2 separate regions of the Homo sapiens genome follow, and region 2 is linked to region 1. Evidence: read pairs that join two places in POLR2A ChIA-PET (ENCODE). Cell type or tissue: K562. All regions are shown on one strand. Each heading gives the region's core, and the rest is flanking DNA. Links, peaks and the distances in the headings are about the cores only.

Evidence for each region. ChIA-PET counts read pairs that join two places held together with the same protein. Peaks named below come from ENCODE experiments on the same cell type or tissue, not always from the same donor. Only the 100,000 strongest peaks of a DNase experiment are listed, where the experiment ranks them.
Region 2: POLR2A ChIA-PET joins it to region 1 with 10 read pairs; 2 of 35 experiments call an interaction of 5 or more read pairs at or near these places.

Annotation. Positions count from the first base shown.
Region 1 is chr10:22,623,690-22,638,913 of GRCh38, forward strand. All of the region lies in intron 1 of PIP4K2A (phosphatidylinositol-5-phosphate 4-kinase type 2 alpha), which reads right to left. Among named protein-coding and RNA genes, the nearest start is that of PIP4K2A, 83 kb to the right of the region's middle. RefSeq lists enhancers at 1-437, 13,921-14,130. In K562, for the core only: no CTCF peak of the experiment used is centred there; DNase peaks (open chromatin) are centred at 7,142 and 8,242; H3K4me3 peaks cover 502 bases.
Region 2 is chr10:23,047,946-23,063,169 of GRCh38, forward strand. All of the region lies in intron 2 of LOC107984215 (a long non-coding RNA gene), which reads right to left. Among named protein-coding and RNA genes, the nearest start is that of MSRB2, 40 kb to the right of the region's middle. RefSeq lists enhancers at 4,204-4,704, 7,832-8,371. In K562, for the core only: no CTCF peak of the experiment used is centred there; DNase peaks (open chromatin) are centred at 7,876 and 8,146.

The DNA.
Region 1 (15,224 bases), core at 4,111-12,110:
TGCAGATCATACCATCTGGCTTTAACTAAGCTAAAGCAACGCTCACAAAACAGGTAAGTGCTTAAGAGGATGCCTGAAAAACAACCACATGGGCTGAAGCTAATGTTAAACACACAGGACCAATCAACAAGAAGCCACGTGGCAGGCCTAAGACTGAGCCCTGAGCTCCCAGGGTTCTCGCTATCAGTCACATGATGAGGTCAAAGCACTGATGATTTCATCAGATATGAAAAGAATAGTTCACAACAATTAAAATGACTGGGAAGACTTTATTTAAAATGTGGGCTTCCATTCATTTTTGTTCATGATAAAGCTTCCCTAAGTGTACACTGTGCCTAGAGATACCAGCTAATGATACTCCAGAGCTATCAAAATGCGCAAGTCATTTAAAATCTAAGCACTCAGGACCTGAAGACAAACAACTCTAGTTTTCTTCACTATGTTTAACATTGGGCAGTACTACACTACAAATTCAGTACTTCACAAAATTTTATTAATTTAATGATTAACATGTAGAAGCTTCTTTCTGGGTTCCTCTGCTAGGAAAAGACTAAAAACCACATATTACTGGAGAAGCACTTGCTATTTCTACCAAGGCAAAAATGGCTTAAAGCATGTAAAAACCAATATGGCATCAAATTTGAATGAATTCCTTTGTCAGCAAATACTGCGGGCAGAGGCATAGAAACACCAGTCAATATTTGAAGACTCAAGGATTAGAATAAATTACACAGCCTATGAAGTTTGCTTTAGAATTGCATCAAAGTAAAGATGATTCTAACATTTCTCTGCTTCGGGTATTTGCTAACTTATTTCCTGTATTCAAAGAACTACTGTGTATGGTTGAGAGGGAAGAAGAATGCAAGCACTTTAAAAAAAAGTTGTGGAATTTAGGAGATGAGTCATGCACTTTTCCCTTATAAAACATGTGTTCCAAATTCATGGACCTTTGCAGGGGTCAGAGGTGCTTCTCAGTAGTATGTTACCTAGCAGGGGGAAAAAAAAATCAGCACACTTTACGCTTCCTTTCAAAGTAAAGGTGAGACTCAACATTGAGTAAGAAATTAACTGCTTTTCAAGAGAAACCAAAGCTTTGAAAGAGTATTATACAAACAGATGTTTGAAAATATTTCCACTGTTTTGTTATCTTTTTGCCAAAAACAATGAAACTGTGTCACCTATGAAAACTTTTATATCAGCACACTTAGTAACTTGGAAATAGAATATTCTAGTGTATTAGAAATCTTGCCAGAGAGTTTCAAACCCATTTGTTAATGGTTTTTGAATCTATTTGTTAAAAGTTTAAAAACACAATAAACTTCCAATAAGTTTCAGAATAAAATTTTATCATCTGAAAGTCAACTAAAAACCTTTGTATAACTGGCGAGATGTGTTGAGAAAAGGAGCATAATAATTTCGTATGATTTAGTAAAAATGGCCAGTGATACAGTTCTTCCACTTGTATTTACAAATCTTTGTGGGGTGTATTTTTCAGCAATGAAAGCCATTAAAACTGACAATCAAAATATGCTAAACTTAAGAGCTAGGCTTTTAAAAAATCACTATTAAAACAACATTTTCAGAAAATTCAAAAATTAGTTTTACTGCTTTCATGAAAAAATCTCTAACGGAGAGCAAAAGATTTTCTGTAGTGTTAAAATTACTGAAAATACTTAATCTTACCTTTTTCAGTCTTAAATATGCATTAAAATGTATAGAACATTAATACTTCTATATGACTATAATGTATACATCACAATACATGTTATTCGTATGCCCTGATTTCACATAAACACAGCTATGTGATCCAAAAAAATCTGGAGTCTATTGTTCTAAGGGAGATGTTTTCAAAATACACCTATCTTTATGCATCTATTACCCCAGGGATGAGGAAACAGGATATTTGGCGGTGGGCTTTGGAGTTAAAAAAACAAAACAGTCCCCAGGTATTTGTGATACGATCCTCTCCTCTTCTACATGCTCCTGGCATTTAGTTGGCAGTGCTGAGAAAGAAAGTGATCCTCTTATACTCAGGCTGGCCAGAGGCAGGAGGCAGGGCCACGACAACAGCATTCACGCTTAGCCACAGCAATATCATGTTTTAAACACTGTCAAAAACCTTTCACATAGACGTGGTTTTCGCAACACTGAAATAAGATTATTCTCACTGAACAGAAGAGAAATAAAGTTAAATAACTCAGGAGGGAGGGGAAATGGCCTTTCTTATCTCTTGGGTCACAAGAAGAAAAGGTAGATTCAGACTTCTGATAAAGGCCTGTGCTTACACCAATGTCACCTACACAATGGACTCCAGAGTCCTTTCTAGCTGGACTCTGGAGTCTTGAAGTGAGTGCCACATGGACAGAGATGACATTATAGCCATCCTGCGTGGTCCCGCTGAGTCTTTCCCATGGCCTGGTGGGAGGCTGCATTCCAGGAGCCTGCAAAAACTATGCAAGTTCGGAATATAAATCAGATGACTGCATGGGGTACTCAGCATTTTGATATCTAAATCCCAATCTTCTATATTAATTTCTCCTACCCAAATTTCTAAAATATATTCTGCTTAAAAAAAAAGAGTAACTTGCTTTTGAGCTCAGAGCTTTTCTCATATACTGAATTAATCATGTTTTCCTGGTGAGTTATGTTCTTTAGCCTAAGAGACTATTTCTAAAAATGCATGTTGTTAAAAGAATAAAAGCCAAGAGACAACTCAAGTTTTGTCTAAAGAAATAATTGTTTAGCAAGTAATATTTCAAAGCTATTGTATTCAGAACACGAGGATATTGTTTATAAGACATACCACACTACATTTCTTACATAATTTTCTTTTGTGCCTGAAAATGTTTCTGAAAATTGAGGAGAATAAGGATGAGCTACCCAGTACAGTAAGTTGTTACAAAGATTTTTCACTTTAGGTTTTAGCACACCTATATTCCATCATCACACTGAAGTGCAGAAAATCACTTCCCGGTATAGATACAAATTTACTTCATATTTTAATGTAAAGTATAGGGGTGTGGTTTATAAAACAACCATAAGCTCAATTTCTTTTTCATAGCTGAAAACAGGATATTTTCATCTATATTTAGACGCATGTATACTCACAAAAAAATACTTTAGCTTTACAAATAACAAAAATAACAAGTACTTTCTTTTAGCCTAGTAAAAAACAACTGTCACAGTTTCATGACTCATTTTCAAAAATATGTCATGCCAATTAATATATATCTCCTACCCACAAATATTCCTATTCACAAACTGTCAAGAGAACAAAACTGCTACTAGTTGTTTTCATTACTTTAGGAAAAAGGGCATTTGCCATCACATGAGTTTTGCATAAATAATTCTCTCTTCTCCCCATCTCCTCCCACGCATTCTATGTATTCTATCAACTATAAAAAAAAGATGAGCAAAATAAACCAGAGAATTAGACGTCAGAGAATCCTAATTCCTAATTAGATCAATTAACATTAATTTCTCATTCTCCATATGCTATGAACATGAATCAAGCATGCAATCTACCCAGATTTAATCCAGGCAGTTCTCACTACATTTTAAACCTGGAAACCTCTAAAAATTCTTCTGAATCATTTGAGGCTAACAGTTTTCATCAAGATAAAATGCAGACTGTGAGTATTTAACTCTCACAGTCTCTCCCACCAAACCACCCAGCATCACACACATATTCCTAGGAACAGCATAGATTGCCCTAAGTGATCTCTCAAAGGTTATTAGGTGAATAATACAGATCTTAAATAGCGTATTAGTTTCTTTAATATTTTCTCACAAATATCTCTTTTACATAAACTCTAATACATTGCCTTTCCCTGCTCATCAAGAATGTGAAAGAAATACTGAAAATAGACCTGCATTTGTTTAACCAAAAGCTAATATGTAATAAAAAAAAAAAAAAAAAAAAAAAAAAAAAAAAAAAAAAAAGATAAGGAAAGCCACTGGCTGTGGCTTTGTACAAACCTGCTGGGATACATGACACATTGTGCTTTCATTGCTGCCACCTCACCATGCAAGGGCTTTGCCTGTGTGCAAGGTCTTTTACTGTCAAATTTAAGAATCCCCATGATATTCTTTATTTGAGGACTCTAGTAATTTCTTATGTAAAGACAGTCTAGGGAGAATGTAAGAATATAAGCATTAGCTGTCACAACAGGATAAAACACAATTTTTCCTAATGAGAGAAAAGTTGGCCTATGGTTGTCATTATTCCCTACAATATTACAGCTACCTTAAGGGTGGGGACTAGATCTATTCATTTTTGCACACTTGGTACATCCCAGGAACCAACTACAAGAAACAGTTGTTGACCAAATTTTAAACTCATTCCCTGGGTTATAAACTTTTAAAGTGATTTTACTATTATATCTAGCAAAGAAAAATCCTGATATTCATAATGATCTCTCAGAAACCCAAAAGCTACAATGCCAATGATTAAGTTTCTGTTTACCAAGTTACCAAAGTTTAGACTGATTAAACACAAGATGACTTACTAAAAGATTATTTTACTGGCATAAAATAAATTCAATAAAATATTCTCCACAGACTAATTCCACCAGCCAAGCAATTTTTGAAGAAGTTGTTTGTTTTTGTAAATGTGCACAGCATCTCAAACTTATAAATGTTCATATCCATTATTTAAGTCCTTTTTATAGTATGAATCTTGATCGTTAGAAAAAGTCTCAAAAATCACAGAAAAAATTGTACCCTAAATGCTTTAAATTGTTGCTGTATACTCAGGAAACAGTAACGTCAACGAAGAGTCAAACTCTGTAATGTGAAGAGGTTTATTGTGAGCCAAATATGAGTGACCAACGGCTCATGACAGAGCCTTCAGGAAATCTTAAGAACATGTGCCCAAGGAGGCTGGGGCAGAGCCTAGTTTCACACATTTTAGGGAGACATGAGATATCAGATACACGTAAGATTCACATTGGTTAGGACATCTTGAAGCAGGGGAAGGCAGGCCTTCCAGGTCATAGGTAGATTGAAAAATTTTCTGATTGGCAACTGGTTCAAAGAGTTATTCTATAGAAAGCAATGTCTGAGTTAGGATAAGGGGTTTTGGAAACCAAGGGTATATCATGCAGATGAAGCCTTCAGGTAGCAAGCTTCAGAAAGAACAGACTGTAAATGCTTCTTATCAGACTTAAGATCTGTGTTGAGGTTAATGCTGGTTGGCTTCTCCTGAATTCCAAAAGGGAAAATGGTAGAATGAGGCATGTCCAACCCCCTCTTCCATCATGGCCTGAACACGTTTTTCAGGTTAACTTTGGAACACCCTTGGCCTACAGGAGGGGTCCGTTCAGATGGTTTGGGGACCTCAGAATTTTGTTTTTGGTTTACATAACTCTCCTTGCTAAAAAAATCCAAAACAACAATTTTCTCTCTTATTTCCACATGATTTGTTGACAGCCCATCAAACAGAACAATTTACCAGAAACTTAATAATGCTTAAGGATTATTAAGCTTTAATATACAAACACTTTTAAATTCACTGCCTCTAAACATACACTATTGAAACCTTAAAAATGACAGGATGGCTATTAAAAGCATGCTTCATTTAATATTTTACTTTTATGTGGTTAAAGGTCCACCATACTTGCATTCTTTTCAAAAATGTGGAAGCCTAAAGCACTCACTAGACCTATGATTCTAAGACAACTGCAGTCATACCTCGAGTCATACTGCAATTGGCAGAGGATGCTAGAATGGAATGACAATTTTTATTTCGAGGAAAGCAATCTATGCTAACTATAAAATAAGTTGTCCTTTTAAAAGAAAACAAAGTTCTGTATTATAATTAAAAAAATCAAGAGTGACTTTAAAGTAATATATAAACAACACTGAAGATAAATTTAAAATACAAATAATGACATATACTAAAAGTAAAATTCCAGGTGGTTTACTATTTCCACTGAGGAGGTAGAGCTAACCCCATCAGAACTTTAGGAAATGTCATTTTCCTAACTTGTTGACTAAATTAGCTAAATCAGTTTCACTAGTTTTCTCTTACCCTTTTTAACACTCTAGAGGAAATATATTTCCTATTCCAACCAAAGACAACCCAGTCTTTGCTGTAGTTTTTGTTTTTATTAGCACATGTAGATACATGATACATGTGATAATAAAAGTGTTCAATTCTAAAGAAGGAGTGAGCAGGGGAGCCCTCCTTTCTATAAGATGTCTTCAAAACAGGATTAAGAAAAAAAGATATTTTACTTTCACTAGATGACAAAAGGAAGCGGTATTAGATGTTCTCCAAAAATGTCTTTGGTTGACTGGACTAGCTACAAGATGCTCTCTGTATTTCTCAAGAAGTTTCCATCTGACTCCAAAAGCACACCCAAGGCCAGGCGCAGTAGCTCATGCTTGTAATCCCAGCATGTTGGGAAGGCCAAGGAGGGAAGACGCTTAAGGTCAGGAGTTTTAACACCAGCCTGTGAAACACAGGGCGACTTCATGACTACAAAAAAAAAAAAAAAGCCAGGTATGGTGGCATGCACTTGTGGTCCCAGTTATTTGGAGGGCTGGGGTTTCATATCAAACAGCCTTTTTGTTTGATATGAAGCTGGTAATGATACAATGCCATTTCCTCCACCTAATTTCCATAATGATTTACACTGTCCCTGATGATCACCATAACAGTTTAATCATGTGGTTTATATTTTTTCCTCTAGCCCTATGTTTTAAAGATTGTTTCAAGTGCTCTGCTTTGTAGCTATTCAGAATATAAGTAGCTACTTAGATGTTAAAATACAGAATTACTAGATGACTGTTAAAAACATGACTAGATAGGAATCATCTTTCTTATACATGAAATGGGGATTTTTACAACGAAAACTGCTTTCCCTTGTAGATGTGAATCCACCAAGTCAGCAGGTTCTAGAACTGCTGTATTTATCTGCCTTACAGCAGTGACCCAACCGTTCTGTTTTTAGACATTAGCAAATATATGATTATCAGCAAAACTTCAGAATGAGCCACAAAGGGTAACAAACTCAAAAACTTGAGCAACAGCAGAATTCATATTCTGTTAAGTTTTGGTTTCAAAATCCCCAACAGTCCTCTAAAGCTGGGACAGGATATGCAAATTGCAGGGATGACTCACCATCTATCAATTACTACAACATACTTGGGTTCTGGGTCCTCTCACCTTCCATCATCATCCACCCAATTAAGCCAGCAGACTCAGGCAAGGTTTGACACATCAATTCTCTTATTCTTCTTACAAGACTAAATACTAATGGACAGGAACATGGCAACAGGGACAAGAGAGTAGGTAGGAACTAAAATGACAGCTTCTCGCGATCAGGAGCCAAGTCATGCACCCTGCCCAGAAAGCAGCACAACAGGCCACACACGGTATACTAACACACCACAGGATACGACGTTCAGTTTTACTTTGTATTGATGGTCAATACAGAGTTTCTTTGCTTTAGCAATAATCCCTCTTCCAAATATTTTTTAATAACCTTTTTGTAAATAGTGATAATAACAGACTGTAACTGTCATGGGCTCAATGTTTTTGTCTCCCCCAAATTCCTACAATGCAACCCTAACCTCGAGTGTGACTTTGTTTGGAGATGGGGCCCTTAGGAGGTATTTAAGGCTAAATGAGTTCATCAGGGTGGGCCCTGATCTGATGGAATTAATGTCCTTTTAAGTACAGACACCAAAGAGCTCAATGCCCCCATCCCCAGCCCAGGCCCACCATGTGAGGACAGGGGCAGAAGGTGGTCATCTGCAGGCCAGAAAGAGACCCCTCACCAGAAACCGAACCCTGTCAGAACCCTGATCTTGAACTTTCCAGCTTCCAGAACTGGGAGATAATAAGTATCTGTTATTTAAGCCGTCCAACTGATGGCATTTTGGTGGTGGGTCTAAGCAGACTAATACAGTAGCCATAGAATAAGAATCTATGATTTCACGTTCTATGGAAGAAGAGGAAACTCTTCCTTACAGTACAATTTCAACTATGTAGAAGGAATAATGAAAATTAAAAAATCAGCAATTTGCAAATACCACAGTAATAACTGTTACACATTAAGAATCAGCAATAAATGTTCAATTTTTTTGAGCAAAAGTATGCTGAGAAACAGGATATTTACACAATCTCTAAGTATCTCCCACAACATACTTAAGAACAAAGGGAAACAACAGTGACTTAACAGTGGAGAGAGCTGACACTGACATCACCGTAACCAACTGACCAGAGTCAACAGCTTCAGTGATGAGATCAGTGGACATCACGCGCCTTCTGATACGTGCGCTGAGATGGACACAACACTAACGCTCTGGTATTCTCGTGAAAACTGCATAATGAATGTAATCATTAGGAAGCAAGCTCTCGGTGAGAGCCATTCTACAAAATAACCAGTCTTCATGAAAAGTGTAAAGGTCATGATAGACAAAGACAGGAAATAGTCCAGATTAAAGGAGACTAAGAGACATGACAACCAAATGCATCAGGTGATCCTGGACAAGAAAGAAAACAAAAGTGGAATGAGTGCGGAAATGTAAATAAGAGCTTTCTATTATTACGCAGTCATCTTGTATCAGTGTTAGTTTCCTCATATTCATAACTGTACTATTTGTTATATAAGATGTTAGCATCTGGGTGAAGGCCATATGGGAGTTCTTTGTATTATTTTTGCTACATTTTTATGTCTGAAATTGTTTCAAAATGAAAATAAAAACAAACATTAAAATGGTATTTTTAGTATAGTATGTACAACATTGTTTTTCTCCCTAATAATCTGCACCATCCTTACTAAAGTTGACAAGTTGGTGTTAGCTGGATTTGTCATTTTTATGCCACAAAATGCACCTTACATACAATTAATTGGAGTATTTCTCTCACACCCCACTGGGATAAGCAATGTCATCTGCTCTATTCCATGTGCAAGAAGCATGACCTCCGGTGTAGGCCACCAGGCACACTCATATCCCTGGCACCTAGCTCAGTGCCCCTTCATTGTTATTTTTTAATTTTACTCCATGACCTGCTGAACCAGCTAAGAATCTCTAGAGCTTATTTTGAAATAAAAATTATGGGGAAAAAAGGTAGGGGGAAATAGGACATAATATATTCTTGACTCTCTTACATTATCAAATTTGATGGATAATTTCCAATCAAAAGAAAAAAATATCTTACTTGTAGGAAGCGGTTGAGTTTCATATTTTGTTTTATATTCTTTGGTTTTCTATTTGTATGGCCCCTTTTCATCCTCAACATTCATCATTTCAAAAAATGGCCCATAACAATACATCACTAAGGCTAACTTTTATTTAAGGCTTAGTATACATCGGGTATCTGCTAACCACCCCAATAGCCTCCCATGTAACCACCTTAACCCTGTGAAATGGGCACAACTATTACACAGCCCCCCTCTTTACAGTAGGAAAGCAGAGGCTGAGTTAAGTGATGGCTCAAGGTCACAGAGACCTTTGCATGGCGCAGGGGATTCAGATCTGGGCAACACAGCTCCAGAACCTGGGCTCTTGGCCATGGCTCTCAACTGCCTCTTGTTTTATAAACACATAAATAAATGAAAGGGACATAATTTTTTAAAAGAAAAAGAAAAACCTGCTCAACTACTTAAAGTAGCCGGAGGGAAAGCTGCTTACGAGGTAGATGGGAGCTAGATTAAACAAACACACAGCCTTTCTGTAGAACACACTCACTTTCTGTAAGTCTATGCGATCCTCTGCTCTTTTTATTTTACCCACTTACCCACAGTAAAAATACCTTCATGGAAAAAAATCCCAACTTTGTCCCAGCTACCAGTAAGGAGAGGGAAAAAATATAATTATCTTCATCATTCAGGATAGGCTGGAACTTTGGGGTGCTCCTTGGAGCCAGGAGCAAAGGGTACAGGCAGGGGAGGGGACCTTGGGGCAAGAAACCCAGGTCAAAGGGATCCGAGACATGGCAGGCGCTGAGTCCTTCTCACCCGGACCGTCATTCCTTCTCGCCACACCCAGAGCTGTCTGCAATATGTTCCAAAAATGCTTCACACAACTGGTCACCAAGGAAACAATAAATGCTAAACACTCGCATGTAGTTTTGTTTTCTCGGATCTTTGCCCCAGTATGGAGGCAACTGGGCATAAGCAAGCGGGAGGCCAAGCAAGCGAATTCACAGGTAGAAAAGTGAGTGTCGGCTTCTCAAGGCATCTCAGATGCAGTGCTAGGAGCGTGGAGCTGCTGTGAGGAAAAACGGAGTCCACAACAGTGCCTGGCTCAGGCACTTCACTGTCATTGTCATCACTGTCCCCAGAGGGCTGCCCCAGAGTAGACGCTTAATAGATCTTTGCTGACTTTTATTGAAAACAAAATGTAGTTAAATCAAAATATGATTATGGGACTTAGAGTCACTATGAACATGAACTCAACATAGAACCTGCAGCTGATATTTCACAGAGCAGCTGAGAGGCAATGCCACCCTGAGCACCTGTGAAAACTGTGTCCACAAATCACAGAAGAGACCAAAGAGCCCAGCCAAAGAGGACGGGACAGAACAGAAGTGGCCTTGCCTGTTTCATTACTGCTGGCCAATCTAAAACTATCATGCATCACACCTTTTGCTATAGGAAACTGTAATGTCTTGCTCTGGTGTATCACCTTCCTTTCCTATGGTACTTCTTGTTTATTTTCAAGTTTGTTTCCTTTAGCGGTTACAGATTTGGGGGAACATTTAGACACTTGCTGACAAGGCTGTTCCAACAACTTTAGAACGCTGTATCCGTTTTGGCCGAGTTCTTTGCAGCAATATTATACCATATTCTGCATATGTTACTGTTAACCTGTTTGGCATTTACTCGCTTGTTTCTTATAATAGGATCTTTTATAAGTCCAAATTTAGAAAACCAATTAAGAGGTTATTATTCACATTAGAAATGGAGACTGCCTTAAAGAAGGATGCACTTATGTATTCCTGTCCAAGGTCCAATTCTTCTCTCTTTCTCTCTCTCCCTCTCCATAGCAGAGGTGTAAAGTGTTTTAGGAAGCATACATTTTTTTTAATCTATAGAGAAACCATTTAGGAGGGAGCATACACAACTATGACATAAAGCATAAATCATCTCTAATGTCACCAAATACTTACTGACCTTTACTAGGCTGTAAAATGTCTCCCCTGTCAAGTTTCATCTTAAGTAACCACTAACCTTAGTGGCTTGTGTCCCCAAAGAAAATTTCCAATTTCTATAAAACCTGGGTCTTAGGAGATAATGACTGCACTTTAACTGGGATTTCAAAGATGTAATCTACATCTTTTAGAGATCTATATAGTAACAGAAGACTACGATGGGGTGGAGAGAGTCATAGGTGAGCAACAGAAACAGTGAGGTGAGTATGAGAAGTGCAGCACATTTGGGGGAGGGAGGGAGGCAGAGGTGAAGCACGACAGATTTGGGGGGCAGTGACACTATTCTGTATCATACTATTAATATAATGGTGGGTATGTATCATTATACACTTGCCAAAACCCACAGAATGTACAACACAGAGAGAACCCTAATGTCAACTGTGAACTGTGGTTGACAATGAAATGTTATGGCAGGTTCATCGAATGTAACAACCGTCCTGCTCTGGTGCCAACTGGGATGTCAGTGGTGGGGAGGCTGAATGTGTGTGTCTGGAAGGGCTTTGTGGGAGCTCTCTGCACAGTTCTCTCAATTTGTTGTGAACCTAAAACTTCTGTAAAAAAATAATGTCCATTTTAAATAAAAAGAAAAGTTGCTAACAGCACAAAAGGCTGTGATAGTATTGAGAGGGAAGAGACTGTTACCCACTGAGTTTGTCTGAGGAGGAGGAAATGTTGGAGCCAGACCCTGAAGGAGGGAAAACACTTGGATTTGGATTCTTATTCAAGAGAGCATGTCATTACACCCAGAAAATGGCTGAAGAACTTAAAAGGCCCAAACTGATGGGGATCTTCAGTGCCAGGCCGAGTTCTGTGGGCAGCGAGGAAGCATGGAAAGTTATGAGCCGGGGGGTTCTATGACGAGGACCCTCTAAGGAGCTCAGTGTGTGGAATATAATTTGAAGCAAGGATGAGGACTGGAGGCCAGAATCACAATGCAGGACCAAGCAACAGGTGCTAGGAATGCTTAAGAGGTTTCACGCCCTTGAGAGTGGAAGAGTGGTGAAGCCATTACCAAAAACAGGAAACGCAGAAAGAGAAGTCGACTTAGGGTACGTAGAAGATGCATTATTTTGGTTTGTCCACAGATTATTCATGTGGAGATGTTTAACATGCAGCCACAAATGTGGTTCTGAGGCTGAAAACATTTAGAAGTAATCGGCAAAGAGATTTTATTTAAAGCTTTAGGAAAAGCGTAGCTATAGGAATTGATAACGCCACAAAGGGATTCAGAGAGAAAAAAATTGTGAAAATCTTCAGGAAGAGGACTCCACAATGGAGTCTTGAAAAGGAACTGGAGAAAGAACCAGAAGGAACAGGAAACGTTCTCTCCTGGCCATACTCAGGGAAGTACAGACACCCACCTCTGTCACCACAACTGATTTATTTTTCAAATTTATTTATTTTTAGTTTTTAAAGACAGGGTCTCATTCTGTCACCCAGGCTGGAGTGCAGTGGTATGACCACAGCTCACTGCCGCCTCAACGTCCCAGGCTCAAGGGATCCTCCCACCTCAGCCCCTTGAGTGGCTGGGACTACAGGTGTGTGCCACTACACCCAGCTAATTAAAACAAACAAACAAAAAACACTGTAGAGACAAGGTCTCACTATGTTCTCTAGGCTGGTCTTGAACTTCTGGCCTCAAGCGATTCTCCTGCCTCAGCCTCCCCAAAGTGGTAGGATTATAGGCATGAGCTGCCATACACAGTCAAAACTTATTATGCACTCACCTCATTCGCTGTAGGGGTGTAGATACTGTCAAGCAAAACTTTCTGAAAGTTTACAGCCTAGGACAGGGAATAGAGACATGTCCTTCAAGTCTGTAGTACAGACTTTCAAAATACAAGCCCAGCGTGTAAATATGTGGACGACTGCATATTAACGGTCCCCGATGAATCACACTCCTAGGTGTTCACATCCTTATGCAGCCCCTTCCCACAGTGACTCTGGTACTGGCCGCGAGGGTGGCTTTGGCCAGTGGGCAATCAGCAAACAAGACCATAAGCACAAGCCTGACAAGCACTGAGCCCTGGGTTTGTTCTTCTGGAAGGTGGTTACAACAGCCCCAGATCCAGTGATTCCCCAGGTGACTGCAGCCACGTGAGTGAGACCAGAAGAACTGCGCAGCAGAGCCCAGCCCAAATTGCAGAATCCCCAGCAAATAAACACTTGTTGTTTTAGGCCAATTATACATTAATAGCAATAAACAAGTACTACAGAGCATTTTAAAGATGGAGGCAATGTATGTCTATGTAGGGTAGCAAGGAAGAGCAAACGTCAAACAAGCTTTAGGTCTGGAATGGAAGTGTATATTTTAAAACCCACAGAAGAGTGAAAATGGCCCCATGATTTGACACCTAGGTTGGTCTCTCTGGAACTAAGCACCTTTGTCAGTATGGCTCTTTTCAAACCGTTATATCCTCATCTGTTGATCCCATCCATAACGATCTAAGATACAGATTCCATAGTTTAAGAGCTTAAAGGACCTAAAGATGACAAAAAGATTAATAAACTGAAGCCAAATAAGTGACTTATTACTAAAATAACACAAGAAATTACTTTTAGCATCAAGACCAGAAGCTAGACCTGCTACTGCTCAGCTGATGTGCCTTGGACTATGGAAACCTGCCCAAACATAACAACACATGCTGCATAACTTAGCCTATCCAGACTCTATTCATAGATTTGCCATCCTCAAGAAAGCCAGCATCTTGCATGCCCTAACACACATGGGTTATTTGTTCTTTTCTTCTTTGTGCAGTGAGGTTCAATGGCTGGATGGAATCATCCAGGTGGCAAACAGCACAAAGCAAGACAAGCAGTGTAAAGTGCACCGGCCAAAAGGCTGCAGCAACCATGCTGCCCAGACGAAACCACAACTCAGACACAAGCCACCAAAGCAAAGCAACTCGGCCACAAAGAGTGTAAAATCCCACAAAACGTGTTCATTCAACAGTCTTGATGCCCATCAAGCTGGACAATGTAAAAAGTACTTGTTTACTTAAAAGGATCTCAGCAAGTATACTCTAAAACAGATTTTTCAGAGTCACAGAATGATTCTGAATGGATAATCTGAAAATAAGTATGAAGACAGTTCTGTAATGGATGTATAAGTGAATACTATCTCTGGAAAATCTGCTCTTTGGAGATACTGAGTGCCGCAATTCGATCGGCTAATTCTGGCATCACCTTCCTCCTGAACAGTCCCCCAGGACCAAAGAACACAGTGGAATTTGCACTAATGATCCCCAATGGGGCTCCAGGAAGGCTGCATTTTGGATAATAACTTACATGTTGAAGCAGGTTTGATCATCCTGGTTGAGTGTACTTGCTAAGAATGAATGAATAAAATTTATAATGAAAATAAATATAGAAAGCATTGGGTTTTGATTAAAATACCCCATATAAAATTAAGTATATCATAGTAAATTAACTCCACTCTTCTCTGCCACACTCTCCCCTTTCTTTGAACAATCTCTTCTGTCTCCATATTAAGTTTCTATATGGATGGCCATATTCTTTGGTTAATCTGACCTCAATTTATAGCCTCTCTCAATAACTGTTCTCCTCTCCTCTTCCCAGAATTAGTCTTCCTGACTTAAATTATTATTTAAGTATGTCTTAAAGCATTCCTATTCAAACTAAATACGTAACCAAAAGGAAAGAGCAGGAAGAGTACAACAGAACTACTCATTTTTACTCTTTATTCTTTTTCCCTTTACTTTTTCTGGATCCCATCTAAGTAATTTTCAAAATAAGTATCTTAAACGGAAATTATTCTCCTAGTGAACAGGGATCAATTTTTGAAGGGGGAGGGAAAAAAACCCACTTTTCTATTGTTATTGTATGTTTGATGGAAAGAAATTCATTGACATATTTTTGGCTTTTGTTTTTAAGTATGTAGGACCTTGAAGTTCAGTGAAGGACAAAGTCCAAAAATCATGGTGCCTTAGAATATTTATTACAGTTCTTCTGTAAGATTAAAAGTATTATGCCCGTGTAAGAATCTTAGTAGTGATTCTTACTTGGTTAAAATCTTAATATTAGCACTTGTTAAAGT
Region 2 (15,224 bases), core at 4,652-12,651, 420 kb after region 1:
CTTGGGAGGCTCTACTTTTAGACAGATTTCAGGAACTCAAATGCCTCTGCTCAAAATAATTTATATGCCACAATAGCATATTCTGGGCCCTTTCAGCTCCAAATTATTCCCCCAGGTCAAGTGTACTTGGAAATCTCTGCTCAGATTAAGTTCTCAATATCTACACTTAACCTTAAATATGGGATTGTTCTTTAAAACAAAATTGGAGCCATTGTTAATGGGTGTACATATATATATATATATATATATATATATATATATATATATATATGACAATTAGCCAGGTGCAGTGGCTTATGCCTATAATCCCAGCACTTTGGGAGCAGAGGTGGGAGGATATCTTGAGTCCAGGAATTTGAGACCAGTATGGGCAAAACAGTGAGACACCTTCTCTACAAATGATTTTTTTAAAAATATTAGCCAGGTGTGATGGTGCATGCCTGTAAGTCCCAGCTACTCGGAGCCTGAGGCAGGGGAATTGCTTGAGCCCAGGAAGTCAGGGCTGCAGTGAGCCATGAGCATGCCACAGCACTCAGCCTGAGTACCAGAATAAGGCCCTATCTCGCAAAAAAGACAATTAAAAATACATGAAATAAATTGTCTAGAAAATTTGAGACCCGGTCAGGCACAGTGGCTCACGCCTGTAATCCCAGCACTTTGGGAGGCCGAGGCAGGCGGATCATCTGAGGTCAGGAGTTCAAGACCAGCCTGACCAACATGGTGGAACCCAACTCTACTAAAAAGACAAAAAATTAGCTGGGCGTGGTGGCGCATGCCTGTAGTCCCAGCTACTTGGGAGGCTGAGACAGGAGAATCACTTGAACCCGGGAGGCGGAGATTGCAGTGAGCTGAGATCATGCCACCGTACTCCAGCCTGGGCTACAAGGGCAAAGCTCCATCTCAAAAAAAAAGAAAGAAAGAAAAGAAAATTTGAGACCCATGTTGTACTAAATGACTTGGCTGCAAGATGCCATCAGCTTGAAGGTTTTGTCACTCCAGTTTTGCTGTTTGTGAAACAATGAAATGAAAAGTTTTGGGGACACACTTGAGTTGGTTGTCCCACCTTCTTGCCTTTATGTTCTTATGCCACTGGAATAAGCACTAAAATCCTTGGGCCTTGAAGATATTAAATGATGGTGGGCACCAGTACCCGGTGGTACGCTATAGCTATTCTTGGGACTTGGCAATAGCTATTAGACTATAGCTATTCCTTGGTTTTCACAAGGAATAATAACTGAATCGTCTCTTTCCAAGCTACAGAATCACTCACTCCCTAGACTCGTACATAATTACAGATGTAAATTGTTAGTACATTATAATTAGCATGACACCCGGAAAGATACTTAAAATAAACTTTAAAAAAACCTGCTACACATAGATGTGAGCAAAATCAGAAAAGACCCTCCACAAGCACCATGGTTGGGGGCAGGCTGTGCAGTGGTTTTCAGCTGACACGCCAGCCGAGAACAACCCAGTTCAGATCCTAGCTCTGCTACTAAATGAGTGGCCTCGGACAAGTCACTCCCTGGCCCTCAGTTTCTTTGCCTGGAAAACGGCAATGACGACAGCTCCCTCCTCATATGGTTGTTTGAGAAGTAAGTGGATGAATGAACATAAAGCAGTGGAAACGGTTCCTGACACAGAGGTTGCCCCCAATGAGTATCATCCATTCTCAGCCCATCCATGCCATTCCCCACTTGGATAGAGCAGGGAAGGAACGTGGCACCAACCCCACTAATGCATTTCTTTCATATATACCTGCTGACAACGAGGCCTTGCAAACTATGTGAGAAAACTAAGATAAGCAGCATTCTACCATACAACTTACCCAAGAGAGGTAACCTCAATCACCTGCATGCACGCAGGACCAGGAGAATAAGTGATCCTGACTCTTTGCCTTGTTATACTACTAAAATCCCCACCTCAGGAGGGGCTGATGTGCCATTTTTTGATCAGGCAATGTATGTACTAACATGATTTCTCCCTGCACCTGCACCCCCTTGCTCTATCTTGCACATGTAATGATGCTCACATACCTCATGATCTTCATATCACCCTCCTTAAAACACTGCAAAGACCTACCCTCCAGGAGCCAGCTGGAGAATTCTTGCTCCTACACTGTCTGCCTTGTGCTTGAACATAAGCCCCAATAAAGCTTGTATGGGAAAGTTTCTCAGCCTCCTGTCAATTTCCACTGCATGAGAGCCTAAGAATCTGTGATCGGTAACACTGGGACCCAGATTTTCAGACATAAAAATAAAGGAGTACAAATATATAATTTGATAGAAGAAATAAGAGCTAGTGTTTGATACATCAGTAGGGTATGATTTACAATAATCTGTTGTGCATTTCAAAGTAGCTACGAGAGAATAATTCAAAGGTTTCAGCATAAAGAAAAGACAAATATTTAAGGTGATGGATATCCCAAGTACACTGATTTGATCTTTACAAATTATATGACTATATTAAATTACCACATGCACCCTGAATGTATACACAGCTTATAGTTATTAATTAGAAAATAAAATTAATTTTTAAAAGCTAAAAGAATTATTTGGTAACTTGTGGAAAAAAATAGAAACAATTCATAGCCTCCCTCCTTTTAGCTAGGGCTCCACTGGAAGTAAAGAGAACAGTCGATCAAACCGCTTTTGAGAGGGAGCAAGGAGCCCTCTTAGGGGCATGCTGGGAAGCAAGCAGGAAATAAACGAAAAGCTTGAGTTCCTTCAAGGGAAAATTCCAGGTCCCTAAGTGACCCCTGAGAAGTAAATGAGCAACTTGATAAACAAGAAGATAATAGTAACTTAAAAGAATAACCAAGGAAGTGAGAGTCACAAAATGCTGGGTTCCCTATAGAAACTAAAGATCTTAACATATGTCCCTGAGCTGTTTTTCAGAGACCCAGATCCTACTAAATGAAAAATACCCTTCATTAGGCCTGGTGCAGTGGCTCACGCTTGTAATCCCAGCACTTTGGGAGGCCGAGGTGGGCAGATCACCTGAGGCTAGGAGTTTGAGAGCAGCCTGGCCAACATGGTGAAACCCCGTCTCTACTAAAAATACAAAAATTAGCCACGTGTGGTGGCGCATGCCTGCAATCCCAGCGACTTCGGAGGCTGAGTCATGAGAATCACTTGAACCTGGGAGGCAGAGGTTGCACTGAGCCGAGATGGCGCCACCGAACTCCAGCCTGGGTGAACTCCAGCCTGGGTGACAGAGCGAGACTCTGTCTCAAAAAACAAACAAACAAACAAATAAATAAAACTCTCCACTGGCATGTAGACCTTAGATAAGGGGGGAATTAAGGACTGCATTCTGACTATAGTTCTTTGTTCTAAATTTCTTCCTGAGGGGCCGGGAGGAGGTCACTTCCACAAGCCAGAGCTAACATTCTTTTCTGTTGATCCCAAATGTTTAGACAAAACATCACCTCTTTAACCAGTTGCAAATCAGAAAAATCTTTGAATCCACCTATGGCCTGTGTCCCCTCTGCTCAGGTGTCCTGCCTTTTAGGTCAAACCAATGTATAGCCTCCATGTATGAATTTATGACTTTGCCTGTAACCTCTGCCTTTCTGCCTTTGAAAACCCTTACCTGTAGACCATCTGAGAGTTTGGGTCTTAAGTATGAGCTGCCAACTCTCCTTGCTTGGTGCCCTGCAATAAATGCCTCACTTTCTCTTGCTGCAAATCCCGATGTCAGTGTTTGACTTTGCTGCGCTGGGTAGGTGAACCCAAGTTTGGTTTGGTGACATTTTCCTGAGCAAATTGAAAATTCTCCTCTCTTGTTCTTGCTGTGCTTTGTAAGAGTGAGCCAAGATGAGGACAGGTATGTCCTCTGATGGGGTTCAGAAAGTGCTACTCCAAAACATGGCACCTTAGAATATTGAATATTTTAAGCCAAAGGAATTTGAGAAAGTGGCAGAAGCAGACAGGTCTCTCTCGCCTTCCCTTGAAGCAGGTCATGAGACCTTCATGTGCTCTCCCTCTGTTAGAGACATTTGAACCAGAGCGACTCCTCTTGAATAGGGGCTGGGTAATATGAGGCTGAGACCTACTGGGCTGCATTCCCAGGAGTTTAGGTATTCTTAGTCACAGGAGGAGACAGGAGGTCAACACAAGATACAGGTCACAAAGTCCCTGCTGATAAAATAGGATGTGGTTAAGAAGCCGGCCAAACCCAACATAAACAAGATGGCGACAAAATAAACCCCTGGTCACTTTCACTGCTCATTATATACTACTTATAATATATTAGCATGCTAAAAGACACTCCCACCAGTGCCTTGAGTGTTTACAAATGCCATGGCAATGTCCAGAAGTTACGCTATATGGTCCAAAAAGAAGAGGAATTCTCAGTTACAGGAACTCCCCACCTCTTTCCCAGAAAACTCATGAATAATCCACCCCTTGTTTAACATCAAATGAGGAAATAATCATAAAAATAACCAACTAGCAGCCCTCAGGGCTGGTCTTCTAAGGAGTAGCCATTTGTTTTCTTTACTTTCTTAATTAAGTCGCTTTCACTTTACTGTGTGGACTTGCCCCGAATTCTTTCTTGCGTGAGATCCAAGAAACCTCTTTTGGGGTCTGGATCAGGATCCCTTTCTGGTAACACCTCTATCCAGAGGAAAGCAGAATCCTTATTTCTGAAGACAGAGGGATGCTGAGAAGAATTTGAATGAACAGGTCTTGCCAAGTTTCCTCCAGTTGGCTACTTTTGTTCATACACCTTTGCCCTATCCCATTTTTCCACGACTTTCCACTCTTCACCAAATCAAGCATAAAAACACTCAGGTTTAACCATTTCTTTGAGTCTTCATTTTCTCATGAAGCTTCCCGTGTCTTATAAAACTCAGATTAAGTAAATTAATATGACTTCCTCTTGTTAATCTATCTTTTGACAGCCTAATGTTCAGGGCCTCATCCAATGAACATAAAATGGTTAGAAGAGAAAGATTTTTTTCCCCTCCCATCCACCTCCCATTTTTGCATGTAAAAACAAGAGTAGGAAAATCTGCCCAAATGGTTTCTGACAGCCCTAGGAGTATGATAAAAGGCTTCTTTTTTCTTAAAAGAAAAATCATATTTAATCACTCAGTGGCAGGAGTGGGACTTTCTGTTGTGAAACATCCAGAGACTCCCGCTTCCCTTTCTCCCAGAGAGAAAGAGCAGAGCTCAAGACTAGAGCCCTGGAAATTCAAGGGTGAGGGAGGGGCTCAGAAGAGCCATTGTTTCCTGATCTTGAGTGCTCCAGGCAACAGCTGGGCTTTCTAGGAATTCCAGTATTGCTGAGTGGGGAGGGTGTGTAGAAGGAAGGCTGCTCTTCAAGTTTGAACTTAAGATTCAAAATGTGCTGAGTCACAAGGTTCCACCCCTGGCAAACCCTGTGATGGGCAAAGCTGATTTTCCAACTCACCTTCCAGCCTTTTCTCCCAGTCCCCTGCATCCTCCTGCCACACACCTCCTCAGGCTTATCAGAGCCTGCTCTCTGGGGTCCCTCAATTCCAAAACCTTCATTCTAGAAGGATGAACTCCACCACATGACTGTAAAAGACCTTCTAGGAGAATCTGCATCATGAAAGCATAAAAAACTTGAAGCCAAATGACTGACTCTTTCATTGTGGAATTCATGTATGGGTGAACAAATAGAATGTATATTTTGTTTAATAGATACTTGCTTATTATGGACAATATGGAAGATACAGCAAGAAAGAAAAATATTTTTCTATCAACCACAGAGTACGTGTTTTGATCTATTTGTTTCCAGTCTATTCATCAGGACCTTTTTTTTTTTTTTTAAACTTAATGGCCTACTGAATATGCAGATTGTGTTCCTGTCTGGAGTATAGAACACAGGCATTTATTGAGGAAAGGCATGATGGGAGAGGGGCTGGGGACACCCCTGTGCTCAGAAGTCACACTATCCTCAGCAGCTACCATTCCCAGGTCCCTAGTGTTGTCATTTGTTCAAAGGAAAGCTGAGCAGTAAGAACCAAACTGGGGAGTTGCATTTTGGACCTTCTTCTTTCTCCTGTGCTTTGAGTCACTGGTGCTTTCTCAAAGGCCTGAGCTTTGTGGAATAGCAGCCACAAACCATGAAAAGTTGGGTGATAGGATATTGATGAGAAATCACCTGACACCAAATAGTTTCATAAATCAAGGTTCTGGAAGCTGGTCCCACAGTCAAGAGCAGCTGTAAGGAATGCACTGCAGCCCTGCCAGGTGAACATGGGGAGCAGAGGCAGCTCTTCTGACACCTTGCGGAGAATGGAAGTTTCCTTTGTGGGGAGGAGACACCCCCAGATGCACCATGCTCTGGCCAGTACAACTCTGCAGAAGGCAGGTGGCTGCCCGTACAGGGTTGGGCAGCTCAGGATGAGGTTCCAGCTAAAATGGGGCTCACTCCTGCTGACAACCAGCTAGCTCCATGCCTGATACCTCTCGACCTTCTTCAGAATGGAGAGCTTTAACAATAATTGACACTTTAGGACTATCGCAGTAATACAGCCTCATTGTAGAGTCAAATGTAGACAAGTATTTAAAGAAGCAACTAACGATCACTCATAGTCCCATGACCAGAGGTAACGAAATACTGTTAACATTTTGTCCCCTTATAGGCTTAAAAAAAACAAAAAGAAAAGAGATGTACCCATAGTTCTGTTACAGGAAGGGGGTCCAGATCCAGACCCCAAGAGAGGGTTCTTGGATCTCAAGCAAGAAAGAATTCAGGGTGAGTCCACAGAGTAACGTGAAAGCAAGTTTATTAGGAAAGTAAAGGAACAAAAGAATGGCTACTCCATAGACAGAGCAGCCCCAAGGGCTGCTGGTTGCCCACTTGTATGGTTGTTTATTGATTATATGCTAAACGAGGGGTGGATTATTTATACCTCCCCTTTTTAGACCATGTAGGGTAACTTCCTGACATTGCCATGGCAATTGTAAACCGTCATGGCGCTGGTGGGAGTGTAGCAGTGAGGACTGCTAGAGGTCACTCTCGTAACCATCTTGGTTTTGGTGGGTTTTAGCCGGTTTCTTTACTGCAACCTGTTTTATCAGTAAGGTCTTTATGGCCTGTATCTTGTGCCAACCTCCTGTCTCACCCTGTGACTTAGAATGCCTTAACCATCTCGGAATGCAGCTCAGTAGGTCTCAGCCTCATTTTACCCAGCTCCTATTCAAGAAGGAGTTGCTCTGGTTCACAGGCCTCTGACAGTTCTGGATGCTAAGAAGGGGTGCATTTTCATCCTCAAAGCTCCCCTCCCTACCTCCTCCATCCCATGGGTCAATTGAGCTCTCCTTGTTGAAAAGGCAGAGAGCTCAAATTTCAGGCAACCACCTTCTTGCCAAAAGATGGCTCCAAAAGCTTCTAGCTCCCCTGACAACTGAGCTGCAGAATCCCCCCTGCCCAGTCTCATTCAGATACAACAAAAAGTGTCATCCCAGCCATGAAATATCAACACGGACAGGAACAATATTTTCCCATCAAAAAACCACATTTTAAAAACTCATCTGAAAGCCAGGGAAATCTGGTCTTAAGGATACATATTTTAGGCACTCCAAGCAGAACTGTTTACCAAAGAAAATGGCAAGCCCAGTGTCATTTCCAAATGTCACCAGAGTAAACCTTTACTAACCTCTCTCCAGTAAAAGAGAAAAAGAGGAAGGAACAAAGGCTCTATTCTCTCATTTTTAAGGGAGTCACATTTAGATATAATACATTGAGTTTGTATGATCTAATAAACTTCTAATACAGCCATTTTGCAGGTAATCTGAAACTTTTTAAAATAAATTTCTTTACAACAGTATTTTAAATACATGAAAGAAAGAATTGCTCAAAATTAATATTCCTTGAGATATCCTCGTTTTTCAGCCAGCACCTAACAGACCAATAGAGAGCACAGGTTTTTGTTTTTTTTTTTTTTTTTTTTTTTTTGCTATGGCAATATATCTCATTTCACGTATGGTTCCTTATCAATTACTGCCTAGATGGAATTTACCCTTTGTGTTCACAGCCACACAAGCATGTCTAAATGAAAAACACACCTTCTGCAGCCCTCTAACAAAATCAATCCCTCAGCAGGAGAGTTGAAGGCTTGTCGATGATTGCGCATTGAAATGCGCATTTGCATGCTAATTACCCAGAAAGCTCCTCCAGTTCACGGGGTGTTATGGAAACGCTAGGTCAGAATTCTAGGAGGGGAGAGAGCAGGAATAGAAAATGCAGAGGAACAGGAAATGAGGGTGGTTTAGATGGAAGCAATTGGGATGCAGTCTACTTTTAAAGTCATTTTTTAAAATCCACTTTAGTTGAATTAGTCATGTCAGATTAACCGGAGAACTTGCTCTTGGAGTTGCTCTGACTGGATTTCTGTGTCAAAAGCAAACAACTTATTTTATACTGTGTCATTTACAGCTTAAGGGGAGGCCTTTTCACTCAGGTTCTGAAGTCTCTGTGCCTGAGTACAATAAAATACTGTAGGGAAAAAAAACAGCTTTCTTTCCCATGGCTGGAGTCATGGCGGAGGCCCCTATAACAAAGAACAGATTAACAAGAGAAACGTGTACAACTTTATTTAATGTTAGTTTTAAGTAGCATGGGAGCCTTCATAAGGAAATGAAAACCTGAAGACACAGCGAAGCCTGTTATTTTTATGCTAAATCTGATGAAAAACTCAGTAGATAGTTGTGAAGTATGATTGGAAAAAGGGGGAATGATCTAACTATCATAAACTGTGGGGAAAGTTGTGATCAAGAAAATGGGCTCGCTGTCCAATGTGCACAGAAGTCAATAACTATGGCACCAGCTTTGTAGAAAAGAAAGGCTTTTTTACAAAATCAGCCAGACTGGCTCAAATCTGTCTCTGAGATGTGGGATCTGGGGGCAAGTTTTAAGGGATCAGAGAGAATGGGAAAGGATTTAGGAATGTTGGCTTGGCAGGGTCTGATTGGAGGGCTTCAAGTTTGACCATTTATGAAAAGGTATTGTATTAGTCAGGGCTCTCTAGAGGGACAGAGCTAACAGGATACATGTATATATGAAGGGGCATTTATTAAGGAGTATTGACTCACATGGTTATAAGGTGAAGTCCCACAATAGGCCATCTGCAAGCTGAGGAGCAAGGAAGCCAGCCTGAGTTCCAAAACCTCAAAAGTAGGGATGCCAACAGTGCAGCCTTCAGTCTGTGGCCAAAGGCCCGAGGGCTGCTGGCAAACTACTGGTGTGAGTCGAGAGTCCAAAAGTTGAAGAACTTGGAGTCTGATCTTCGAGGGCAGGAAGCACTGAGCACAGGAGAAAGCTGAAGGCTGGAAGACTCAGCAACTCAAGTCCTTCCACGCTCCTCTGCCTGCTTTTATCCTAGCCACGCTGGCAGCTGATTAGATGGTGCCCTCTAAGATTGAGAGTGGGTCTGCCTTTCCCAGTTCACTGACTCAAATGTTAATCTTTGGCAACACCCTCACAGACATACTCAGGAACAATACTTTGCATCCTTCAATCCAATCAAGTTGACACTCTATGTTAACCATCACAGGGATGTCGAGACAGATTTTTGCCCCAGATCTTCTGAAAGAGTTACAGCATTCAGGTTTGGGTCATGCCCTGGTCTTTTTGGTTCTAAGGGAAGGAATCATTGGTTCCAGGTGTTGTTAGAGGTCAAAGCTTTGTCTATTGTGCACGCCTGCAATTTTTGGCCCTGTTTTACCTAAAAAGTACATGGCTTGCCATTTTCGGCCCTGCTTTACCTACAAAGTAACTTGACATTTTGTTATCAACAGACTAGGCACAATTTGGGCTGGTCCTGTGGTTACAAAGTTAGCAAGACCTGTTTGTTCAGAGTGTTCTCTGTGTCCCTGTGTCTGCAGAGATAAAGACAGGTATAGAGTGGGAACTTCTCAGATGAAGGTCTTATTACCTGTTTCAGGGGAGAAGGGTGAGAAGGAGGTGAAAGAGACCTTCCTGCTTCTGCTGTTTCCTCAAATGTCAGCGTATCGTATATGGAGCAGTGTGTTCTGAACTCCATCCACACAAACACCCAAACTCATGGACTGCTCCAAAAACTACTTGGTCACAGCTCCAAAAGTTCTGTTTAATGGCTAAAAATATACTGTTTTCAAATAGTTATAATAGAAAAGAATTCTTTTCTGATGAAATCTAAAGAAGCTACATCTATTCCAAAAAATCAATCCGTGAATACAATTTGAAAATGTCTTTCTTCCACTAAAAGCAACAAGATAAAACTAAGGTTTTACTCATGCATATAAATGAAAAGTAAAAAGCCCTTTGGTTTTCTTAATTTTCTCCATTCTCTAGATATGACAATGAGTGGCCAACAGTTTTTTCCTTTTTCCCTTTTAAAGAAAATGCTGTTTCTTTTGTTTTGTCATTTTTTTTTCTGTATTGCTTCTGAAAAGTTCCAAAACCCTGAGAATATGCCAAACAAAAGTGGAAATTTTGCTCCCAGTTTCCTAGACTTTGAAAGATGGTGTTTAAGGCTCTGATTCCTTTGTCTATGTTTGCCAACCTTTCTTCTATTCTGAATGTTCTCTGACACACCTGTCCCAGTGATTCTGTGCACCTCAGGACTGCGTTTCTGTATTAACCAGAAACTCTTGGACAACAGGTCCAATGCAACTGCGAGGCATATCCAAACCAGCCCCACCCCAGCCCATAGTGCAAAATTCCTGAGGCCACAGAGCAAGTAATAACAGACACCTGATTTGCTCTCCTCTAAGTTCAAAACCTTTTTAAAAACCGTTTGAACTCTCAAATCTTTAATTAAAAATAGAAATAAAACTTATGTTAATCTTTAAATTAAAAATAGAAGAAAAGTTGTTCTCCTGTTTGAACTGCTCTAGACGGTATCACTGAGCTTCTGGAACAGAATCCTAAGTGTGCATGCAGTTGGAGCAGAAACAGGGCAGGTATGGAAGCTTGCAGCATAGACAATGTGATCTGTAGTGTTTCCTGAGCATGTGTTGAACACAAGTGAACAGTACGCGGGGTTATGAAGACATTTTTCTTATGCTAAGTGCCAGAACAGTGAGCAAGGGAAGAAAATTCTAGCACTTATCTTTACATGTTAAACATTATGTGATGGAGGCTGTTTTTATAAAGGTTAGCCTAGTCTAGGTGGTTGACTCTGATGTAGTTTCATCCTGTATCATGTAATCTCAGATTTCTGAACAAGCTCTCCTGCAAATATGGGTGAGAGACCAATCTGAGGATTGTGTCTCATCAACCAGTGGAACTTACCCTCTCACTACACCCCCTCCCCTCTTTCATCATTTATTTGCAAAACAACTCTGAAGAACTTATCATCTGATAATCACACTAAGAATTCACTTAAAAGGGATTATAGTATCCTAGAAAATAGATTCTTCTCTCTGCTTCAAATAGTCTACTTACAGCTTATTCAGAGTTCACTTATATGAGTGACCCATTTACTTTTTATTTTTTATTTTTCCAGAAAGAATTTTTATTATCTTCCCTATTGCATAGATACCATCACTAAAGGTAGAAATAACAAGTCATAATATTCTTACAGCAACCAAAGGATTCCTAGAGCAAATGAGGGTTTCAAATCTACAGTTAATGAAACAAAGGCTTGTGCTACAATTAGGTTCAATAATACTATAATAGAGTTTTAGGGCTTGACGGATTCCTAGAGTCCATTTTGTTCAACCTTATTTTACAGCGAGGGAAAAACTGAGGCCCAGTGGAGCAAAGTGATTTGCCCCAGGTCTTTTTTATAAACTCCCGGCAATGCTGATTCAGAATACAGGTCTCAGCACTCCCAAGGAAGTTATTTTCCTACTGAAACCACCGTTGCAAAAGTTATGACAGTGAGGAAAATTTGACATAGGAAAATCATGACAGTAAAATAAATCTGACCTAACCAACTCTATCTTGCTTCTAATCTCTGAGCTGCCCTTGTTTGTTCCTGGGCATAGGCAGAACTAACTTTGGGAGGAATTTAGTTTTTAGTTTAACTTTGCAACAAAGATGATAACAGCCCCTCCCCAAACAAACCCCCTCCTTACTTGGTAACCAGACCACCTTTGTAAAACCAACAAATTAGCCACAAGATTAGAAGTTATGGCCCAGAAGTCATGCAGCCTGTGTTAAGCCATTCTTGCATTGCTATAAAGAAATACTGGAGGCTGGGTAATTTATAAAGAAAAGAGGTGTAATTGGCTCATGGTTCTGCAGGCTGTAGCAGCACAGCTCCAGCATCTGCTTCTGGTGAGGGCTCAGGAAACTTAGAATCATGGCGGAAGGTAAAAGGGGAGCAGGTATATCATATGGCAGGAGCAGGGGAGACGGGGGGGGGTAGCACCACGAACTTTCAAACAACCAGATTTTGAGTGAACTCAGAGCGAGAACTCACTTATCACCAAAGGGATCCCATTCATGAGTGATCCACCCCCATGATCCAATCACCTCCCATCAGGCCCCACCTCCAACATTGGGAATCACATTTCAACATGAGATTCAGAGGGGACAAATATCCAAACCACATCACAGCTGGAAGTCACAAGATTACAAATCTCTCCAATTATTTCTATGGATACCATTACTATTGTAATGGTAAGATTGGTGTTTGAGGTATTCTTCAGAACCTGAATTCCAATGGATCAGCGGGTGCCAACTAGCCCAGTAAACTGGCTCATCTGGTCTTGGGGTCCAAACCCAGGGGAACTGACTCAGTGCAAGGGGACAGCTTCAGCTCCTTATGATTTCATCCCCAAACCAACCCATCAGTGTTCCCCATTCCCTGGCACCCTGCCCACCAAAGTGTCTTCAAAAGACCCTGGCTTCCAAAGTTTTGGGGAGGCTGATTTCAGTAATAATAAGAGACTCTGGTCTCTTGTTCAGCTGGCTCTATGTGTATTAAATTCTTTCTCTATTGCAATTCCTCTGTCTTGATCAATTCGCTCTATCTTGGCAGTGGGCAAGATGAACCTGGCAAGCAGTTCAATTACTCCTGAGGGAGGAGTGAAGAGGACCAACCTGCTTCTCAACAGCAGAGAAAGTGTCTTCTTGTTCTGTGGCTTACACCAGAGCTTGTGCCCTCCCCACCCCACACCTCTCCTCCACTCTCCTCCAGCAGCCAGTACAGTCCTGGATCCCAAGAGTGTGTCTAACACCTCCTGGGTCGCTGTGACTGCAGGGGTTAAATGCAAGGGCCAGGATCTCATCTTAGCCCTGCAGGATCTTAGCCATGAGACCAAGCCAGGTGCCTCTCTGGGCCTTGTTTTCTCACCTATGAACTGAAAGGTTGGGTCAGGGAGGGAGGACAGGTGCTGCTCGATCCCACCCACACCTAAGATAATTGAGGCTCAGGGAGGGTGTCACCTGCTCTGTTTTTACATAACCACAGAGTGGCAAAGCACAACAGAAATCTAGAGGCAGCCCTGACTCCAAATCACTCTTTCCTCTGCACCATGCTGCTGCTGCTACAGTGATTGATAAGGTCTTCTGCAGTTAGAGACAGAAGGCATAGGAGGAAAGCTAGGAGAAAGGGAGGAGGAGGAGAGGAAGAAAAGAAAGTTCACATCTATGACTTTGCATGTGCACAGACCTTTGTACATCCCCTTACTAAGATAATTCATGATAAACCATTGTAGGAGAGAAACATATCTTTTTCCTCTACCATACTAAGTATGTGGCTGAGGTCCCTGTAACAAAACACAGATTTGCAAGAGAAAACATATAAATCTATTTAAGTTTTACATGACAAGGGAGTCTTCAAAAGGAAATGCAGACCCCATCAGAAACAGCTAAAGCTGTGTGTTTTTATGGCAGATTTGATGAAGTGTGGACACTTGTGGAAAAATGGGATCGGGCAAAAAGAGAATGATCTAATAGTAATAAACTGGGGGAAACCTAGCCAGCCTGTTCAGATTCTTCCCTGTGATGCTGTGTCTTCAGAGATAAGGATGTCCCTTTCCTCCGGGTATAGGAAGGGCAGCTGTCACATGAGGATCTTATGCCCTGCTTCAGGCAAGAAGGGGAGGGAAAGGCCAGGGGGACCTTCCTGCTTCTGCTGTTTACTCAAGTTCCTTCAGCTTAAAATATTCAGTATGCCAGCCAGGTGTGGTGGCTCACGCTTGTAATCCCAGCACTTTGGGAGGCCAAGGCGGGTGGATCACCTGAGGTCAGGAGTTCAAGACCAGCCTGGGCAACGTGGTGAAACCCCGTCTCTACTAAAATACAAAAATTACCTGGGCACGGTGGCACTTGCCTGTAATCCCAGCTACTCGGGAGGCTGAGGCAGGAAGACTCGCTTGAGCCCAGGAGGTGGAGGTTACAGTGAGCCAAGATTGCGCCATTGCACTCCAGCCTGCGCAACAGAGCAAGACTCTATCTCAGAAAAAAAAAAAAGAAAGAAAGAAAGAAAAGAAAGAAAAAATAAATATTCAGTATGCCAAGGTGCCGCTTTTTGGGGTAGGATGTCCTGAACACCGTCATTCTTATCATTTCATCACTGGCACAATTGAAGAGAAAATAACTGTTATTTCATTTTTTTTAGAGACAGAGTCTCACTGTGTCGCTCAGGCTGGAGAGCAGTGGTGCCATCATAGCTCACTGCAACTTCCAATTCCTGGGCTCAAGTGATCCTCTCACTCTCACCTCCCACCTCAGTCTCTGGAATAACTGGGATTACAGGCACGTGCCATCATGCCTGGCTAAATTTTTTTTTTTTTTTTTTTTTTTTTTTTTTTGAGATGGAGCCTCACTCTGTCACCCAGGCTGGAGTGCAGTGGCACGATCTCAGCTCACTGCAACCTCTGCCTCCCGGGTTCATGCAATTCCCCTGCCTGAGCCTCCCAAGTGGCTGGGATTACAGGCACCCGCCACAACACCCAGCTAGTTTTTTTTTGTGTGTGTATTTTTATTAGAGATAGGGTTTCACCATGTTGGTCAGACTGGTCTCAAACTCCTGACCTCAAGTGACCTGCCCACTTTGGCCTCCCAAAGTGCTGAGTTTACAGGTGTGAGCCGCCGTGCCTGGCCGATGCCTGGCTAATTAAAAAAAAATTTTGTGGAGATGGGGTCTTCCTATGTTACCCAGGCTGTTTTTGAACTCCTGGCCCCACATAATCCCCACCCCTCGGCCTCTCAAAGCACTGGGATTACAGGTGTGAGTCACCGTGCCTGGCTAAAAAAGAAAATAACTTGTATTATAGTTAGACTCATGGTACTGTGTCCACATTACATAT